2 separate regions of the Mus musculus genome follow, and region 2 is linked to region 1. Evidence: chromatin loops called from intact Hi-C (ENCODE). Cell type or tissue: left cerebral cortex. All regions are shown on one strand. Each heading gives the region's core, and the rest is flanking DNA. Links, peaks and the distances in the headings are about the cores only.

Region 1 (9,485 bases), core at 1,096-9,095:
AAAGAAAGGGGTTAAATCCATTACCCCTCCAGGGCCAGCACCTAGAGACCTAAATGTCCTTCACTAAGCCCACTCTAGTTTCCATTTCTCCTAATACCACAGACTAGGAACTAAGCCTTTAGTGCAACTGCCTTGGTGAGGAACAAAGTCCAGACTATAGCTAAAGACCTTTTGGAGTTCTCTTCTGTCATCCGATGTCACAACAAAAAAAGAGTGACAATCAGGTTCACTATGACAAGATGCCCTGATGAAAGCAGCTAAGGGAGAAAGGGCTTCTTTGGCTCATAGTTCCAGACAGACGAGTACAGCTCACCTTGGAGGGGAAGACATGGCAGCAGACAGAGAAGGCATGGTGGTAGGAGAAGGAGCCTGGAAGGTCATCTTTCATCCAGATGTAGAATGTGAAATATAATAGGATGTGAGGCCCAGCTATGCAACTGTAAATACCTAGCGCATAGTGGGAACACTGGAAATGCTCCACCTTCTAAAGTTCTCAAATAGCACCACCATTGGTGACCAACTGATGAAACCAGAGAATGCTTCTCATTCAAACCACAGCAGTAGCTCATAACCAGGTGTTAACGAGCTTCATTCAGAGCATACAGTGGAAAAGGCGGCCAGAAGCTACAATTTGTGAGCAACTGCGAGCAACTAACAGACACCATGGGATTATTCAATGACACCTCCTCTATTCATCCCCACTGATAGTACTTTGCAAGGTAGTTCTTCTGTCTTTGGTTTTAAACATGGAAAGCCTGAAATTCCCAGGGACTAAGATCATGTCTGTTATCAGGTTTATCAAATAACAGAAGCAGAGTTTGTAGTGTGTTTCTGTCTGCGAAGTTAGTTCTCCACCATCTTGTGCTGAACTTCCTTGGGCTTGCTTCAGTTGACATGAGGAAAGATAGATCTTGGAGCTTGTGAGACGCAAATAAGAAATTAATGACCCTGCTTACTGGGACTCTGGGGCTGACTTGTCTTAGAGCTCCTGTGTTGGAAGATCACGTGTTACAACACCTCTTCATGACTGGACCTTTTGAATTGCTGAGCCTTTTGATGAACTGATATTTCCATTTTATATAGCATTATCTTTATGTTCTTAGAATAAAGGAAAAGACAAAGTGATAAGTGTAAAATGTGGTCAAAATAATCTATACTTCTGCTATCCAATGAGGGCTCTGCCAGCAACCTGATCATGCGACCTACTGGTTGTTGAAACGGAGAGAAGAGAGAGAGAGAGAGAGAAATCTCCAGGGCTTTTGTGGCATTTTGACATGCATGACATCCCCATCGGTGGCTGAGGATCTTCCACTTCAATAAGTGAAGATTTATCCACACACACCAACACACAGGACAAGGGGGACAAGAATAAAGGGAATCTGTTATACACAGCAAATCATTTGGAATGCAGAGATCACATAGCAGGTTAAGGGAGGGGCTGCTCTGGTTTGGAGGCCCTGCTTTCCTTTCTCCCTAGACCCATCCTGGCAATTGGTTCTCTTCAGAGTTTTGGACAGTCCCTCTTCCACCTAGCTTGTGTACCATGCCCACCACTGCATCTACCTGTGAGCAGGATCATGATCATGGGGTCTGACCCCTCTAGGCATAAAAGGACAAGTGGGGAGACCTGCTCTAGGGCCAGGTATGAGAATTGGAGCTGGTAGACTGGGAAGAGCTAGCAGACAAGTCTTCTTCAGGAATCAGCTGAGCTCATACAGGGCAAGCGTTACCTCTGCATTTCTGTGACTCTCCCACCCGTGTGCACTGACACAGTGCTCACAGTCTGCTGCTTGCCCTGACTTCCACTTCCTTGATCTTACCCCTCAGCCAAGTCTTTAGGAGCGAGGCTTTGTTTTAGAGAAGCTGATGCAAGACACGGACCCTGGGAAGACAGTAATTCTCATGCTACAGACCCATGCCCGGGCATCCGGGGGTGTGAGCATTATCTGCAGATTCTGATAATCATATGTTCCTATCTGGGGATGGGACCTAACAATCTAGATCTTATCAAGTTCTAGGTGGGTCTAGTTTTATAACTCTGAGAACCATTAACACCTCAAAACTGTGTTTTGGTTTTTTATGTTGGGGATTGAACCTCTGACCATCCCAGCTGTACCACAGGATCTCCTCCATGGAGTCATCCCTCTCCTGGCCTCCTGTGTGTGTGTGTGTGTGTGTGTGTGTGTGTGTGTGTGTATTTTAATACTTCGAGACATGTATCCCTAAATTCCAAAGGCTGGCCTTGAATTCACTCTCTAACCAGAAGACCTTGAATTGGCAAGCCTTCTGCTCCTCCTCCTGGGTACCTAGCATCCCAGACCTGTACCAACAGGCTTAGCATAATCATTTTGTAGTAGTATTTTATTGACAATGGATTTTTTTTCATACAATATATTCCAATTATATTTTCTGTCCCTACCTTCTGCCAGTTGCTCCCCACCAACCCTTCCGTCTGAGCCCATACCCTTTTCCTCTCATTTCTTAAAACATCTCTTTCTCTCCTGCTATTTCTTCTTAACTTTAACCCACACAGAGGACACCCAAGCCTATAGACTGCAGAGCGTGTAGAGTACTGACTGAGCTATTGAACAGTTAAGGACAGGTTTAGGATTCATCTTTGTCCTGCCTGTTCATTCCACATTTCCAGGTTGCTTTCTTAGATGGGGTTATTTTGTTTTTAGTAAGGCATTCCGAAATTAATTTTAGATGTCAGCAATTCAGCTGGAGGCCGTGACTCTCACCGGGGCCCCTGAAATCACCAAGGTTTTCCATGAGCACAGCCATCTGCAGACCCGACTGCAAGTTCAAGTCACTAGTGGAACTTTTAGAAATTCACCCGTGCCCTTAGCCCATCCTGAAGAAATTGATTTAGCCTGTGGGAAGAAGGTTTCCCAGTATTAGCTATTTCAGAATCCCTGAAGTGGTATTCTAATGCGTGGCCGGGGACCACAAACACTTTGAGGAGAACTCTGGCTCACCATGTGTCTGAATTTTGCTCCTTGACCTCCTAAGCCTCAGGGCAAGCAAGAGCTGCTTCAGAAGTCGTTGCCTTTCAAAGGCAATTTAAAAAGACAGCCGCGGTGCTCACCACCTCACCACAATCAGAGAGAAAGAGAGTAAAATTACATTCTGGAAGCCAAAGTCAAAGGACAAATCCAAGTCTATTTAAAGGTACTCTCAAATGGCTCCCGCAACAGATACGGGGACTTCGGGTTACAGAGAAAATGATTTGCAGCCTTCCTGTAGAATTTGGATCGCCTCCTTCTTCCCCATCCCCAGCTGTAGTCAGAGCAAACGGCTGTCTGCAATAACCAGAGCCCAAAGAGAGCTGTGTGGTGTTCTCTGAGGTGCATGGCAGCAGGGAATGCTGAGCGCATGCTCAGGTCCTGAACTCCCAGGCTGGATGCCCTCTGGGAGACTTGAGCCAGCTCTGAGAATGGCACAAAGGAACAAGGGCTCCTGAGCCAGCCCCCAAGCGCTGCCTCCCAGCCTCCAGCTTGCTCCTGCAGTTGGCATGTGCGGGAGTTTCTGGTGTTTGAGTCGCTCTCACCTTCTATTCCCTTAGTGAAAATCCCATTATCTCCAACAGCTGTGTGTCAAGAAAAGACATGAATTCTGTGCCACAACAAAAGGATCTGATGCGTGTTTCTCCGGGTAGCCTTAGGCTAAAAAACATTTTATCTCACTTTCTTCATTTATAATACAAAGACTTAACTTCCTACTGAAAGGGATGGATGTCTACTTCAGGATGGGAAAAGTGTGAAGATTGCCTCGAACCTCCTCCCCGAACATAGCAAGGTTAATAATTACATGTACATGTAATATAGGAAATGTAATCAACCAGACGCCCCCCCCCCCGCAAGTCGTGCAAACCTGCCGTTAAAATATTACTCGAAATTGACCATTTCAAGATAAACAGATAAAGGGATAGGCAAAGAGGCAGGTCACATGCCTACCGCGTAAAGCTTGAAATTGATTTCGGAAGCATCCGAGCTCGCTACGAAAGAACCTCGCTGTTTAATTAGGATGGCTTGGATCCAGAGTCTATATTTAGGGGAAACTGGAAATTACAGTGTAGAAGCAAGAATCACCCAGCAAGAGTCTAAATTAAGGGAGAGAGGACCCAGTGAAAGAAGCGCCACAGTTTTCCTCAGCAAACTATGAGACGTCTTTTGTGTTTCACCAAACACAAACTGAATAATCCCTTAGGTCTCTCTCTACCTTTTCCTCTAACGAATGTGCTCTGACTAAAATCCTATGAATATTAACTTTTCAGTTCACCTTCATCCGAGTTGCACATGGTTCTCCTCCATACCTGAGCTCTACTGGAGTATAGGCGGATTTGGCACCCGACCCGCAACACATCAGAAGACTCTCATTAAGATTCCAAATGTATAGAAACATATTTTATACCATTAATATTTTGGCTTCTTTTTGTAAGTGGTTGGCAGAAGATCCATGGCACCATATCATTAATTTCTTAAATATTCCTGTTTTCTTCTCATCATTGATGTATCATCAAATAAATTAGTTCAGACCCAAAATGTGACAGAGAGAAACATATGATTGATTTTTTTTTTTTAACTTTCAGGAGGTGTTTTGAATGATTTTATACAACTTATTCTGGCTTACCATCCTAAAATTTTATAGAGGAGTATGTGGATATTGATGACCAAAAGTATATTATTATTATTATTATTATTATTATATTAATAATTATTAGTTTTACATCTTCCCACTGACCTGGCTCTGAACTGAAAGATGACTGTCAGTAAGTTCACTAAACACAGTTTCAACCATCTAAATACCATATTCTAAGCTGTTAAGAATATAAGTCACCAGCAAAGGGACCTTGTCAGGGAAGACACTGTAAGGAACAACACCATCCGGTTAGGAAGTCGTCCAGAGGGCTCAGAGCTTTGAAAGTGGAGTTTGAACTTCATTCAAATGACAGTTACTTTCCTGGGCTGAAGGTTTAATTTTCAATTACAAGAGGGAGAATATGGGCCAAGTGCGCCAGTAGTTCTTACATAATTTAGCTAACAAATACATCGAAGATACCAAGTTTGGAGCTTATGGATTAGTGCCCCTCCCCACCGCATACAAACACCTCTGCTGTGCTCCGTGCTTCCCATGCAGTCTCTCTGGCCTCTAGTGCAGTCTACAGCCTGGGCTTTAAAAAGATCTGAAAGTCACATGTTCCTGGGTGGGAGGACCCAGCTGACCTGATCAGTTTTTTGCTGGCACATTCTAACACCCAAAAGACAGGAACCCTGACCGGGTCATTCAGTCTTTGACACAAGGCCTAGTGCTTATTGTGTGCCTTCTACTGGCAGATAAACCTAAGTAAGATTTGGTGACTTGGTGCCAGAGCCCCCACCAGATCTGTACGCACTTCCTGTACAATGTAGGTACCTGCAGCAGGTTTTCCTTCCTTTACAGCCATTTTGGGAACATGAAGCCAACTGGTCCAGGCATCGTCTAATATTCACAAAAACTTTTTTAAAAAATCAAATCAAATAAAGAACGTACGCTGTTTTGTGCCTTAGAAGTATTTTAAAAGACAAGGTCATAGTTCATGTTTAGTGGGGACAAGCAGGGCAGCGACGAGCATGTGTGTGTTGCTGTCCTTATGAAGTTCTGTACGATTGTCTGCTGCCTGAACGAAACCTTAGTGATCGTTTCGATACAAACTGAAAACCCCAAGTCTTATATAAAAACAAAACAAAACAATAACAAGAAAGTCAGCTCTCTGGTATTTTTAAACCAATTAGTCAGAAAGGTGGGAGGCGAATTTCACAGGGGAAGTGAACTAGGAGCCGCGCACACTACTCGTTCATCTTCTATGCCCACGTGAATAGAGCAAAGCCTTGGAGAAGGACCCTGCGCAGCCCGATCCACAGGCTGGCTGGAAGCCCGTTCTTTTGCATGTGTGGTACCTCTAAGTTTGGCAGGCTGAGCGCTTCATGGGAAAGAAAGGCAAGGTCGTTCCTAACACAGACTCCAGAGAAGAAGATGTGCCCAGCACCGCCACCAGGTGGTCATTCCTGGAAGAGATTTCCCAAGTACAAAGCAGAAACCTGCGAGGTTACCTGACTAAGAATCAGCTCCCTGGCCTGCTTTAAAGCATTCTAGAAGGGGTGGGGTAAAGAGGTGAAAAGAGACTGGGATGCCGATCCTCTAACAACCAGACATTCTCTAAATATATTTCCACCTGGATAGTGGACATCTTCTGGGTCACTCATATCTCGACACACACAGAGTCATGTGTGCACCATATTGGCTGCTGGTGACCGTGTTGCCCTTTGTGTGTCCATCAAGTATCAAGTCATAAAAAAGAAAATTGGTTTTGGAAGAATAGTAATCCAGTCAACAGAGCTATCCACAACTCCACTTTAAAAGCCTAATAATATTAAGATTCTATTTTGTCTTCTCTGATTAGGGGCTTTTCCTTGGACAGTAAGAAAATCAACACAGGTAGCATTGTTCTGTGTGTGTATATATACACATATACATGTATGTATATGTGTATACATATGAGATATATGTATGTGATATATATATATATGTATGTATGTATGTATGTATGTATATTATTGTAAATGTAAAAAGCAAAAGGGTTCCTTTTATGGTGTGATCTTACATGCATCATATTTTACCCCTTCTGCCAATAATCTATATCATTGCCCCAAATAGGCCCTTCTCAGGTCTAATCATTTACAGTTATAGACAAATAGACACAAACATAGATGCTACACGAATATTTAATCTTCACATGTACAAGAGAAAAAAGCATGCAATCTCTCTTTTTTTAATAGAAACATCTGTTTGATGAGCTGGGCTACACACATGCTCTTCTTCCCCAACGCAAACTGACCTTCCCACAGGCCAAACCACAGGTTCCCCAAAGCGTGGCTGGCCTCTCTTCACCTCTGCACAAGGTGCCATTTCTCCCAAACTACACAGAAAATGAGATGGTACTTTGTCCCATCCTTACAAAGTACCCCATCCTTTCTTTACTTAAATATATATATATATATATATATATATATATATATATTAAATCATGTGTGTGAATGCATGTCAGTGTGGGGTTGTGTGCGAGTAAGTGCAGGTCCCTGGGAGTCCAGAAGGGGACATCAGACACTTGCTGGAGTTACAGGCAGTTGTGAGATGTCTCACACGGATACTGGAAGAAGGACTCTTCAAGGACAGTGAGCATTCTGGTTGGTTGAGCAGGGCAGAGAGAACACTGATTGCCTGAGCAGGGCAGATGAACTGATTGGCTGAGCAGAGCAGAGAGAACTCTGATTGGCTGAGTCACCTATCTACTTGCACACACTTCCTGAAATGTGGTGGTCTCACTAATATCTTTGTTTTTAAGTTATAAGCATAGACAGCCTTTTGTAAAACCCTAAGACACATTTGCAAGGCTGGACAGACTTTGACTCCATTCCCAAGCAAATGTAAAACTCTTCATTCTGCCTACACTGATTTTATTTTTGGTTAATACCCTCTTTCAGAAAGATAGAAAACAGACATGTGAGTGAGAAGTCTCTTTCCCTTTAAAAAAAAAAAATCACTCCCAATAAATGGAAACGTAAGGGTTCTTTGGAAAGTCAGTTGTGTTGTGTGGTGTTTTGCTGGTGCAAACACATGAAGGAGTGTTTTCCTGAAGTGGACACAGGAGAAAGGCTAAGGCAGACTCCTGAAGGAACTTTTCACTGAAGCAGACACAGATGAAAGGATGTTCTGCTAAAGTAAGCGTGTGAAAGGACATGCGATAAAGGATCCTTTGTTAACGACACTCACGTCCACCTTACGTTGCATAGTTGAACTGCGTTTGCCAGGACTCCAAAGAGAGAGACACACCAAAATATTCCTGGGGGTGTGCTGCAATTTCTGGCAACCAACTCAGACTCTGATTGGCAGAGTGATGTCAGCTGGGAACAGATGCATGTGCTGAGGCAAGACCCGTGGAGGACACGTGATGTTTAGAGAGTATAAATAGAACGCGACCGACAGTGATGGAGACTGAGCTAGGCTTGCTTATATAGTTGGCTGTGCAATGACTGTCGGTCTCCAGTCCTTGTTGATCTTTCCTTACCTGAGAGAGGCACAGCTGAGAACTTCTGGGGTCTCTCCAGGTCCCTCCTGCTGACTCCTGCCAAGGCTGAGGCCTGGCTGTCTCTGCTAGGTAGTACTACCCCTGTTGCCACCCCTATAAACTGAACATTTTATGTCTCTGAATCAAGATTACTCCATGGGTTCTGCTGGAAGAATATTGGATATATATATATATATATATATATATATATATATATATATATATATATATATCTCCAAGAAGAGGGAGAAGGAGAGGGAGAGGGAGAGGGAGAGGGAGAGGGAGAGGGAGAGGGAGAGGGAGAGGGAGAGGGAGAGGGAGAGGGAGAGGGAGAGGGAGAGGGAGAGGGAGAGGGAGAGGGAGAGGGAGAGGGAGAGGGAGAGGGAGAGGGAGGACTCTGCTCTACAACCTGGGCACAAATCCCAGCTCAGTCATTACTGAATTGTCGACTAGCGAAATTAATTCCACTTCTCAATTTCTCGTTTTAAAAACTATAGTCAGTCAGACCAATAAGGATAAGATTTGTGCAGTTCTGCACCTTCAAAACAGAAATAAGAGGTATGAGCATCGACTGAGACCAACCATTAGGGGGCGCCCTCCTGTGTCATCTCATTGTCCATTTATCCACTGTCCTGCGCCTATGTGTCCCTACAGTTAGAGACCAAGTAAAGGTCTGAAACCTAACATAGTGGTGAGCTGGATCCTGACAGGTATGGTTTGTTCCATTACTTCAGAATGACTGATTAGAGACATACATCCAGGACCCTTTCTTTTACTCTTTAAGGGTACATGGGGGTGTGGTGTGAGAAAATCCGTGGATAACACTCTCATCCATGTGCACTGGTATACTGTACTGGCTCACCAGTATTAACTTGTGCAAGTTGGGGAGGAAAAGATTTATTAGGCTTAGTCAATCACTGGAGGAAGGCAGGACTGGAACTCAAGCAGGGCTGGAAGCTGATGGAGAGGTCATGGTGGGTGCCCCTGGCTCGCTCAGCCTGCTTTTTTTTTTTTTTTTTTTTTTTTTTTTTTACAGAATCCAGGACCACCAGCCCAGGGATGGCACCACATACAACAACCAGGGCCCTCCCCCACTGATCACTAACTGAGAAAATGCCTTACAGTTGGATCTCATGGAGGCATTTCCTCAGCTGAAACCCCTTCCTCTCTGTTGACTCTCGTTTATGACGCACAAAACCAACTACTATATCACAGCATTTCTAGTACGCCATCTCTGCTCTGACTCTTAAGGACCAGGGACAATGTCTGGGAAGACAGTACCAGGATAGCAAGAGAAGCTTCCCCTGGTACAGATCAAGGTCATTTATCCCCATACATGGATAAGCTTCCTAGCAACTCTTGGCTCCAGCCATTGCTG
Region 2 (9,485 bases), core at 1,029-9,028, 1.9 Mb before region 1:
GTAAGCGAGCCCCAATTAAATGTTGACTTTTATAAGACTTGCCTTGATCATGATGTCTGTTCACAGCAGTAAAACCCTAACTAAGATAGCTTTGAACTATTATATTTGCTAATTAGAAAAGGACATACCCTGAGCTATTCACAACCATCAGCCGGGTCAGGTAGCAGATGGTCAGAGAGCCACTGGGCTTGGAATGTAGAATGTTTATTTCATTTATTTATTTGTTTGTTTATTTTTGGTTTTTCGAGACAGGGTTTCTCTGTATAGCCCTGGCTGTTCTGGAACTCACTTTGTAGACCAGGCTGGCCTCAAACTCAGAAATCTGCCTGCCTCTGCCTCCCAAATGCTGGGATTAAAGGTATGTGCCACCACCGCCCGGCGAATGTTTATTTTTTTAAAAAAGAAAATTTACTGGAAGGAAAATGTAAATCACTTGTAACAAACTACTATGGCTACAAGTTAGATGAATAAGACAGCTTGGATAATGGGGAGTTTTGGGATAATGGGAGTTTTGGGACAGTCAGTTCCTAAGGAAAGTACCCTGTTTCTGTACTGGTTCTGGGAAGGGTGTGGTGCTGCCTAGAAGGTCATGATAAGATTTTGTCTAAAGATTTTTATAACACTTGGTAGTGAAACAGCTTGCCGTCGCTGTTGTTGCTTTGTAGCTAGTATGGTTGTATTTGTTTGGTTTGGTTTTGAGACAAGGTCTCTATATAACTCAAGCTAGAATCAAATTCACAATCCTCCTGCCTCCTGCTGGGATTACAGGTGTCTCACCCAGCTCCTCCTGGCTCTTTTCATCAGCAAGCACCCTTGGGCCTTGTAATCAGAGTTGGATAACTAGGAGCTTTTCTCTAACTGGTCGTTTATCTAATAGCATTGCATTTATTTTAATGTCAGTCTTGATCATAGCGTTGTAGGGAAAGTGGAAGGCGGTACGAGGGAGTGTTCTATGCTGCTTCTCCATGAGCCCGATGGGATTTTAAGATAACAGGTGTGAGTGTAAATATATATGTAGGCCTAGATACACGGAGTGTGAAAATATCTCTTTTACAAAGAGTGCGGTAGGATTTAGGCTACAAAATTTCGATTCCACCTGGATGCTGTCTCGTTGCCCATCTCAAATGTCAAACCTACCCCGGGAAATATTCGAAGAAGGGGCTTTGAAAACTGCATTCCTGTGCTGAGCACCCTCCACTCCCTCCTGGAGCACTGTCTGGTCCTGTGGATCAGTTCTGATCTCCCATTGTGGTGTGTCTGCACCTGGCATTGTGGGGCAGAGCCTTGCTCCATCCCTTTTATGTTCCAATCATGCTGCATTCCGGCCACCCATTGAATCAGGTCTCTATTGCATTTCACACTTGGATTAACTCAATCATGCAAATTATGTCAAGCCCAAAAGAAATCAGGCTGTGGGCAAATAAGAAATGCTAATAAAAATAGAAAATACGGCTCACAGAGCCGATGCTCCTGTATGGAGCTGCTACCCGTGGTCTCCAGATTCACAGGCTCTGGCCCAGTGCAAAAGGGAGGGATAAACAGGGCTTAATTCTAATATAAGTAAAAAAAAAAAAATCACAATGTAAATTAGATTTCCAAATCTTGATGTATCTCTTAACAGAGAATAAACTGGTTTCAAGAAGATTAGCAGGGTAAGGATCAGACCTGGAACATTCCTTGAAACACTATGTCCGTCCCAAGACGAGATTTCTAGAGGCTTCTTTATAAGTTGACTCCTCCCACATATATGCCATAGTGTGTTGACCACTGACCCCGGTGCTCAGCTATGTGACCCACCCCCCCCCATTCAAAATGTGCTGCAGTAGGGAATTTCTATCACACTAACAGCCCTCCAGCGTCCAGTTAAAAGGAACTCTCACAGTTCCAAAAGCTCTCCTGACTGTCCTCAAGTGAGCTCTGTCTTGCTTTGGTGGCTTTTAACATGCATTTGTGTTATTATAGCAGTGTTTGATACTGGGTAACTTGTTTTAAAAAAAAAGAGACCTACTCAGTTTACACCTTTGAAGGGTGAAAGTCCACGATCAGGTGTTTCTATCTATTTGGCTGCTAGCAAATGCCCTGGCTTCGTTGGAATCTTGTAGAGAAAGGAAAAGGTACATGTGTGACCTTGCTTTATAGCAGCCTGCTTTCTAGAGAATTAACTCCCTCCTGGGATAACCAGTACTGCTTCACAGTGCTGCTGTGTCCTATCCTAACTGCCTCGCATTATAGGCTCCACTTGAGAGATTTATCATTGTGATTCTACAGTCCTACCCACCTAGCCCGCAGCACGTGGACCGTGGGGCATGCACTCTACACAAATGCAAGTCACTGCTGTCTTAAAAAAAAATCTGTTACTTTACCTAGGGCCGGATAAGCATCCGAGCTCCTTGCAGCCTGACACACAGGTTTGCCACTGGAGAAGCCAGGCTTCCCGACTAGCTCCTGCTAGCTCTGGCTTATACCCACCACCAAGGGTGCTCAGTGAACGTTTCCAGAAGAATTGATCGGAGTTTGGGTCTTATAGGAAGACAAGATAATCTGTGTTTCTGGCTTCTAGCTGAACTGTGCTCCATACTCGGGAGATGTGGTTTCAATTCTCTAGAGGTACAGAAAGAAAAATGACCCACCATGCGAGTTTCTAAACAAGAACCAGTTATGCACACAGAAATGCTGGGAGGCACAGCTCAGCTAATCTGCAGCCCTGAGGGTGAACCCAAATACGTAGCAGGTGCTTGGTTCCGTCTCCTGCTCCCTTCTGAGCTGTTGCCCCCTCAGCCTTAAGCTTCCTTTGGGGTTTTTGCCTACTTTAACTTTAAAGCCCCTGACTTAAGATATCTAGCCTACACCGAGAGTTTCCCATCAGCGCTAATGTGGGTGAGATTTATGCTTATTGAGTGCAGAGCCAAGATTTCAAACTTCTCTGTATCAGTCACAGCAGCCAGACCAGAATGGAGTCCAGAATTATGAGTTCAATCGCCATCCAACCAGTGAGCAGGCCTGGCAGGAGCCTTCTGCAGATGCCTTCCCTTCCCAGCGCTCTCCTGGCAGACAGCTTGGGAACACTGTGGGAGAAAGGCTGCAGTTTCCAGCAGACACTTCTCTCGTGGAAGATGGATGGCAACGTGGAATCATCCTAACAGCTATGGCAAGAGGAACTTCCTGTGTGCGTCTGACAGGACACACGCTGGGTTTATTCCATTTACACTCATCATTTCACCAAATCCTTATGTACCTCTATAAGGAGTGTGCTAAGGATCCTATACACTGTCACACAAAAGGAACGAAGGGCTGCTTTGGGAATCTCAGGAACATGAGTCGCACAACCCCTAAATGAGCCGGAAAACGTGCCTTTCCTCTGGCCCTAATATTAACTGTAACTATACCAGAAGCCAAAGCGAAGAGTTTGACATCTCGATTTCCTCACAAACAGTAATTGTTCTAAAGAAAGGGGCCAGGAGATGCTGTCTCTGTCTTCTGGGTTGCTGTAATCAGTCTGAGTTGAGGATGGTCTTTTCCCTATAATTGGGCAAGAAGCTAAGGAGTAAGTATTTGATAGAGGGCTATACTTGTCTGATTGACTTCAGGCACATCCAAACAGTCTACCAGGGTATCCCTCTAAGATATGTCTGCAAGAGCTGGAGAGCTGTATAAACGTTAAATCCTGGAAAAGTTATGCTAGCAGACTCTACCTCTCCTCAAGGGACACTATGTCAGATATCAACAATAAAATTATTAATGACGATCGCTTTTCACTTAAACCAAGTCACTTATACGGAATTGCACTTAGGTAGGTCTAAAAACAGGTTCAGAGTCTATCTCTCCTTGGAGGTGACTGGCGTGTCTTTTTCTCCATTCAAACTTAGAGAAAATGCCCAAGCTTAGAAGCAAACTTACTTCTCCAGGCTTATTGGAACTCAGAACACATCCCCTTGACAGACACAACAGGGATTAATGAGCCATGGCCAGAAGTTTGATTTTTCTGTCAAGTGCTCCCATCCGTTTTTAATAAACAGAAGAACAACAGCAACTTCACTGCCTGCTCCCCGTCGCATAAGTGGGGCTGCCTGCTCCTGGTAGCCTGAGTGGAGAGTGGCGTTCGGACGGTAAATGATGGACGAATGCGTTTATGAGCCCCTTCGGTCCGCTTCTCCTGTGGCTGGCTTTTCACCCAAGTTCCATTTCTCTGCCTCTATTCAATGTGGGCGGCCCAGAGCTTTGCCAAGGGAAATCGTCAAGTGCGATATCACATTTACAGCTAAACGGCTTCAATTTCGTGCCACTGGGGCACTATCTGTGGTGTAAAGCTGCCAAAATACCCACTGTTTTCCCGTTAAGCCACGCTGGGTGCTTTCACAGAAGCCCGCTTCCTGGGAGGACAAGAAGTTGAGCCAGAGTACAGCTACCCTGCAAACAGCAGATCATAGGAAGCAGGTAGGGCTGAAGAGCAACACCTAGCAACATGGCCCTCCTCCTCCAAGCTTGTGAGGCCTCATTTGATCTCAGTTAAACTGTTGCCAGTAGGTTTTACGCTGTTCACATTCACTGAAAAAAAAAATCTCATTGCTCACAAAAGTGATGTTTCTATTGTAGAAACAACAGAGTGGTATTTCTCTTTGCTCTTTATTTCTTCCTTCCTTCTTTCCTTCCTTCCTTCCTCTCATTCTTTTTCTCTTTTTATTTTTGGTCTTGCAAGACAAGCTGGGATTTTTTTCAGGGGAGACCTCTTTATTCCCTGAGAGCCTGGCTGAGAATCGCTGCCTTAAGCCATACTGACCACAGGATGTCCCCAGCGTTCCACGGAAATCCCATGGAAAGGGCATTTACCTGGTAATGCAAAAGTTGTTTCTTAAGGAAGAAAGGTCAGAGCATAGAGAGATGGTCACATCTTCCGTTTCATACCAAGCTGGCTTTGCAGAGGCTGCCTCAGCACCACTGTCGAACATCCCAGCATCTTGAGTTGAGGTTGTCCTTGAAGTAGAATGTGCCATCTACAAGCAAAGCCACTAAACCTAACAGCCCAGAGCTGATATTTAATCGCCCCTGAAGAGAAGTCACCCTGAGGCAGAGTTAATAACCAATACCAGACCTTTTTTTTCCTTCACTTTAATTTTCTTTAAAAGCTTCATGCTCAAGCAATGTGGTGACCAATATCTGATGAAATTATATGCTGTTCAAGATGTTCCTTGAGCTGACACCTTTATTAAATCCCCAAAGGAGCGTCTACAAGAACTTAACGGAGGAACATTGGAAAGGAGCATGAACATGAGTGTAAAGTTATTGTTGAGTTAAAATAAGATCTTTAAAACCTTAAACTAGATGTAGGATAATCAATCCATCCCTCTACCGCACAGTTTCAGGGGTGATATAATAACGCCACAAGAAGACTTCCAGGCTACCACAAACAAGACATTAAAGGGAAGATTCCAGAGGGAGGGGGCACATCTGTCAGCCCTTTTGGAGGCTGGGTATAGAACTCATAGAGCTTATGAAATATCCATGTTCTCCTATTTAAGAGGTAGATTACACCTTTCAGTGTGGGGTCTTCTCATCGAAAGACCAAGGTAGCTTGTCAGTTTCCTCCCTGGCTTGGACAAACCTCAATTTAAGCAGACCTCAACTAGTTTCTGTTATCAAAGCTTCCTGAGTTGAATGAACCCCCAAGTAGATTATGATAAAATTCCTTTGTGCTAACTTAGCCTAGAAGAGTCTGGTTCCACCAGGAGCCTGTTAGAGAACACGGAGGGTTGCCTTAGGGAAGATAAGCAAAGGGTCTAGGTGGTGTCTGCTTCCCTATTCATTCATTTATACACCCAGCTGTGCGAAGCTGAGTAACTGTCATTCCTAAATGCTAATGAAAAACCATGTTTTTCCTGACACAGAGGCATTCATGGTCTTCACTGCACCCACTCTGAGTCCCTAACTGCACCTGGGAAAGAGCCTTTAAGGAGGGTTTACACCTAGGTCAAGGTCACTGGTGTGGGGGTCACATCCACTATGACTGGTTTCCGTTAAGAAGAGGAGGTGGTGACATCACCATGCACAGAAAGGTGGGAATTTATAGCTAGGAAGTTGTGGGAGAAGGCATTGGACACAGGTAAGGCCTCAGGTGAGAGTAATCTTGAGAACACCCTGATCTTCTTCCAACCCCTCTCTGTATCCATGGCAATTCTAGAAAATTAATCTAGAGCAAGATGTCCAGTTTGGGCAAGCTAGCTGTGTAATTGTAATAACTAGCTGTGTAATAATACCTGTTGCAGGCTCTTGTGTTAAATGCAGTTCATGACTTAGTAATAATGGCTGCAGACAAAGTGAATGCAAGAATCCTACCCACCAAGAGCTTTACACATATACACTTGTTATATTGGAGGCAACCATTCTGGTTGAAATGTTCACTTTTATAAGATAAACTGGGGTAAAAACTCCACTCCTCCAGCCTGCTGCACCCATGCTCACTCCCAGAGCAAAGGATACTACCTTTAAAACCAACAGCAGGTAGGGGCTTAGAAAGGCAGGAGAGAGACAGAGTCCTTTCCTCCTTAATGTTCTGTTTTGTACAATAATTTTAGAGATGTGCATTGTGTTTTAACCATGTATGGGTGGATTTTAAACAGGGTGCACGTCTTCAAGCAAATAAACCAGCTACCCTGGAATGAAACTTGGTGCCCACTCTGTTAATTATAGGGTCACATCTTTTCTCTGTTTCAGGGCACTTGTGTGTCTCAAAATGTTTACCTTCCAAATTACCCAGTGTTTCCAATTCTCTATAGACTGCACCACGTGACCCACATGAGCAAGAACAGTCAGCCTTGCGAGAGAGGTCTGTGATGTGAGCACCAGCCTGGTTGGTGTCGGAGCCACAGTTTGCGGAGCTGCCCAGGGTACATGCACTGCTGGCTCATTTCGTTCATTGGCTCTTTCAGCGCTTTACTGTCTCCTGGGTGATTTGGAAGCTGTGTCTGAGAGTCTTCCTCCCACTAATTTACAATGGTCTTCTTAAAATGCCCCTATTGCTGCATCTGGCAGGTATACCTGGACAGAGCCAGGATGGAAGGCCTCCTTCCTACAGACTCTGATGCCTGAGATTTGGACCATGAGTGTGACTTGTCAGCCTTTGCTGTGTGTGCAGGACCCACCTGGAGCCAACATGGCTCAGTGCCCAGGGTCCTTACCACATGGCACATGGCTTCATAGAAATATCTGATATCTCTCTCTCTCTAAGATGATAGGTAATTATTCTAATCACAAAGGGATTTGTTACTCTAAAAAGGATCTGCTTCAAAATCTAGGCAGCTCACTGTGTGGTTGGGGACTGCGATGGTTTTATGGGGATTCTATTGCTATTCTTAAAAGCTCACAGATTTTTTTTTTTTAAAGGGAAAGGGAGCTGAGAAGATATCATGACTTATCAGGTAGGTTAAAACATTACTTTCTCCAAAGTAAGCCTTTGAGAGAGTCATGGCCGAAGAAGAAAGGGTAGACCTTCACTGCTCTGAACTTGAGCTTACTGCCCAGTGGACACACATCCAGAAAACTATCCAATTTTCACAGGTCAGAAAACCGAGTTCTGTAGAAGCTGGGTAACTTTTGTGAGACCAAGTTCCTCAATGACTAAACCCTCTGTGAGCTTAGAAGAAAAGGAGGAGGTAGAGGAGGAGGAAGAAAGGGAGGATGAGGAAGAAGAGGAGGAGGATATTTAAGGTATGAGCTTGAAATTGAAAAGTCAAAAAATAGCAACCACACAGCTCCTGACTCAAAAATAGAGAAATTGTGTAATAACTGAAAATGGAGTTTTAAAGTTCAGTTTGGCAGAGTTTTAAGGGGCCATTTAGGAGGAATCAAAAATCTTATTTTTTTTTTTAAAGAGACCAGCTTCCTCTCTAAGGTATCAACAACAATATGAGGTGAGGAAGGGAGTGGACAAATTGATAAATAAAGTAAACACAAAGAAAATTTATATAGTCTTGACAATTGTAAAGCATCCCTTTTAAGGGTAAGGCAAAACCCCATTATTGGTTGGTCACAACCATTTCCAGCTACGATCTCAAAGGATGCATATGAGCTCTCTATGTCCTGTCTTCTTTATAACAAGCAGAAAGTAAACACAGTTTGGTGTTTAAATAGCTTTCCTCTGGTTGTTGGTCACCTAGTCTTCCTTTAATTTAATAAATCTGTTGCAAGGGCTGGGGAGATGGCTCAGTGGTTAAGAGCATGTGTTGCTCTTGCAGAGAACCCAGGTTCAAATCTCATCACCTACGGGTGATTCGTAAACATTCCTAACTCCAATTCCAGGGGACCTGATACTCTCCTCTGAACTCCATGAAACTAGGCATGTATACGGTACATATACACACATACAGACAAAGCACTCAAGACATATAAAATAAATACATCTTTTAAAATTTGAAAATTAATTAGTCTGTTTCTATAAACCATCTCTGGGCAATGCATGGCAATATTTAGACTTCCTAGGATATGATAGGAGGTTCCTGGGGCTTGGTAAAGGATTGCCTCTTCAGAGATGGGTTTTCATGGGGCTAGGCTGGAAGTATCTACCTGGTTTTGGCATCTACAGTATTTTACTTTCTATGCAGCTGAAGGGAAGTAAATGATTTATAAGAATCACAAAGCATAACACAAGGCCCCACTAGCTGCCTGGCTCCTTGGCTCAGTTACCGGATGCTGTTCTGGATGCTAACTTCTGTGGCTGCATAGTTACTTCCAGGAACTCGCCTGGGTTTCTTTATTGTTCTCAATGCACAGTACACTTATGCTCAGCAAGCCTTCCTCTGTGTGTGAGAGTGCTTGTGTGTGTGTGTGTGTGTGTGTGTGTGTGAGTGAGTGTGTATGTGTGCAAGTATGTGTATAAGTGTGTGTGAGCCTGTATGTGTATGAGTATGTAAATGTGTGTATGGTGAATGTGTGTATGTGTGAGTGTGTGAGGGAGTGTGTGAGTATGAATGTGAGTATGTTTGTGTATGAGTGTGTGTGTGTGTGTGTGTGTGTGTGTGTGTGTGTGTGTGTTCACCCTTCTCCTCAGGAGTGCTCTGGCCATGGCCCTGGAGGGAGAATTGTGTATCTGAGAGCAGGTGTAGGGTGGAAGACAAGGCCAGTGAAGGGCTTCTATCAACCTTTGGTGCCTTTTCTAGCACAGTGCTCCCACTAATGAGCAGAGCCCACTAATGAGAAGAGGCTGGGTCTCTCCTTTTCCAGAGACTGAGCCCATTACCCTTTGGGTCCCCACCAGTCTGAAGGCAGCAGGCCTGCTTCCCAAATGGATGGCTTCCAGCTCAGTGTACCACTCCCATTCCTGGTGCCAGTGGCCGTGAATAACCTCACTTTTGTGCTTTTTAAAAAATATTTCTCTACCCCAGTTCTTTCCACACACACACACACCCCCAAGCTTGGTGGCCCCATGTGGTGATATTTCTTGAAATGTTAGATTCTTTCTTCCTCTATTCCCCCTCCAGTTCTGGAAGCATTTT

What was found. Hi-C counts contacts between places; a loop is a spot of excess contacts. Peaks named below come from ENCODE experiments on the same cell type or tissue, not always from the same donor. Only the 100,000 strongest peaks of a DNase experiment are listed, where the experiment ranks them.
Region 2: it touches region 1 in a loop (2.9-fold over the local background); 6 of 42 quality-filtered maps call a loop at or near these places.

Annotation. Positions count from the first base shown.
Region 1 is chr1:40,884,353-40,893,837 of GRCm38, reverse strand. No RefSeq gene overlaps it. Among named protein-coding and RNA genes, the nearest start is that of Tmem182, 83 kb to the right of the region's middle. In left cerebral cortex, for the core only: CTCF peaks have their summits at 6,035 (motif pointing left) and 8,690; DNase peaks (open chromatin) are centred at 3,472, 4,070, 5,973, 7,934 and 1 more place.
Region 2 is chr1:42,775,277-42,784,761 of GRCm38, reverse strand. No RefSeq gene overlaps it. Among named protein-coding and RNA genes, the nearest start is that of Dalir, 29 kb to the right of the region's middle. In left cerebral cortex, for the core only: a CTCF peak has its summit at 4,781; DNase peaks (open chromatin) are centred at 3,053, 4,254 and 4,810.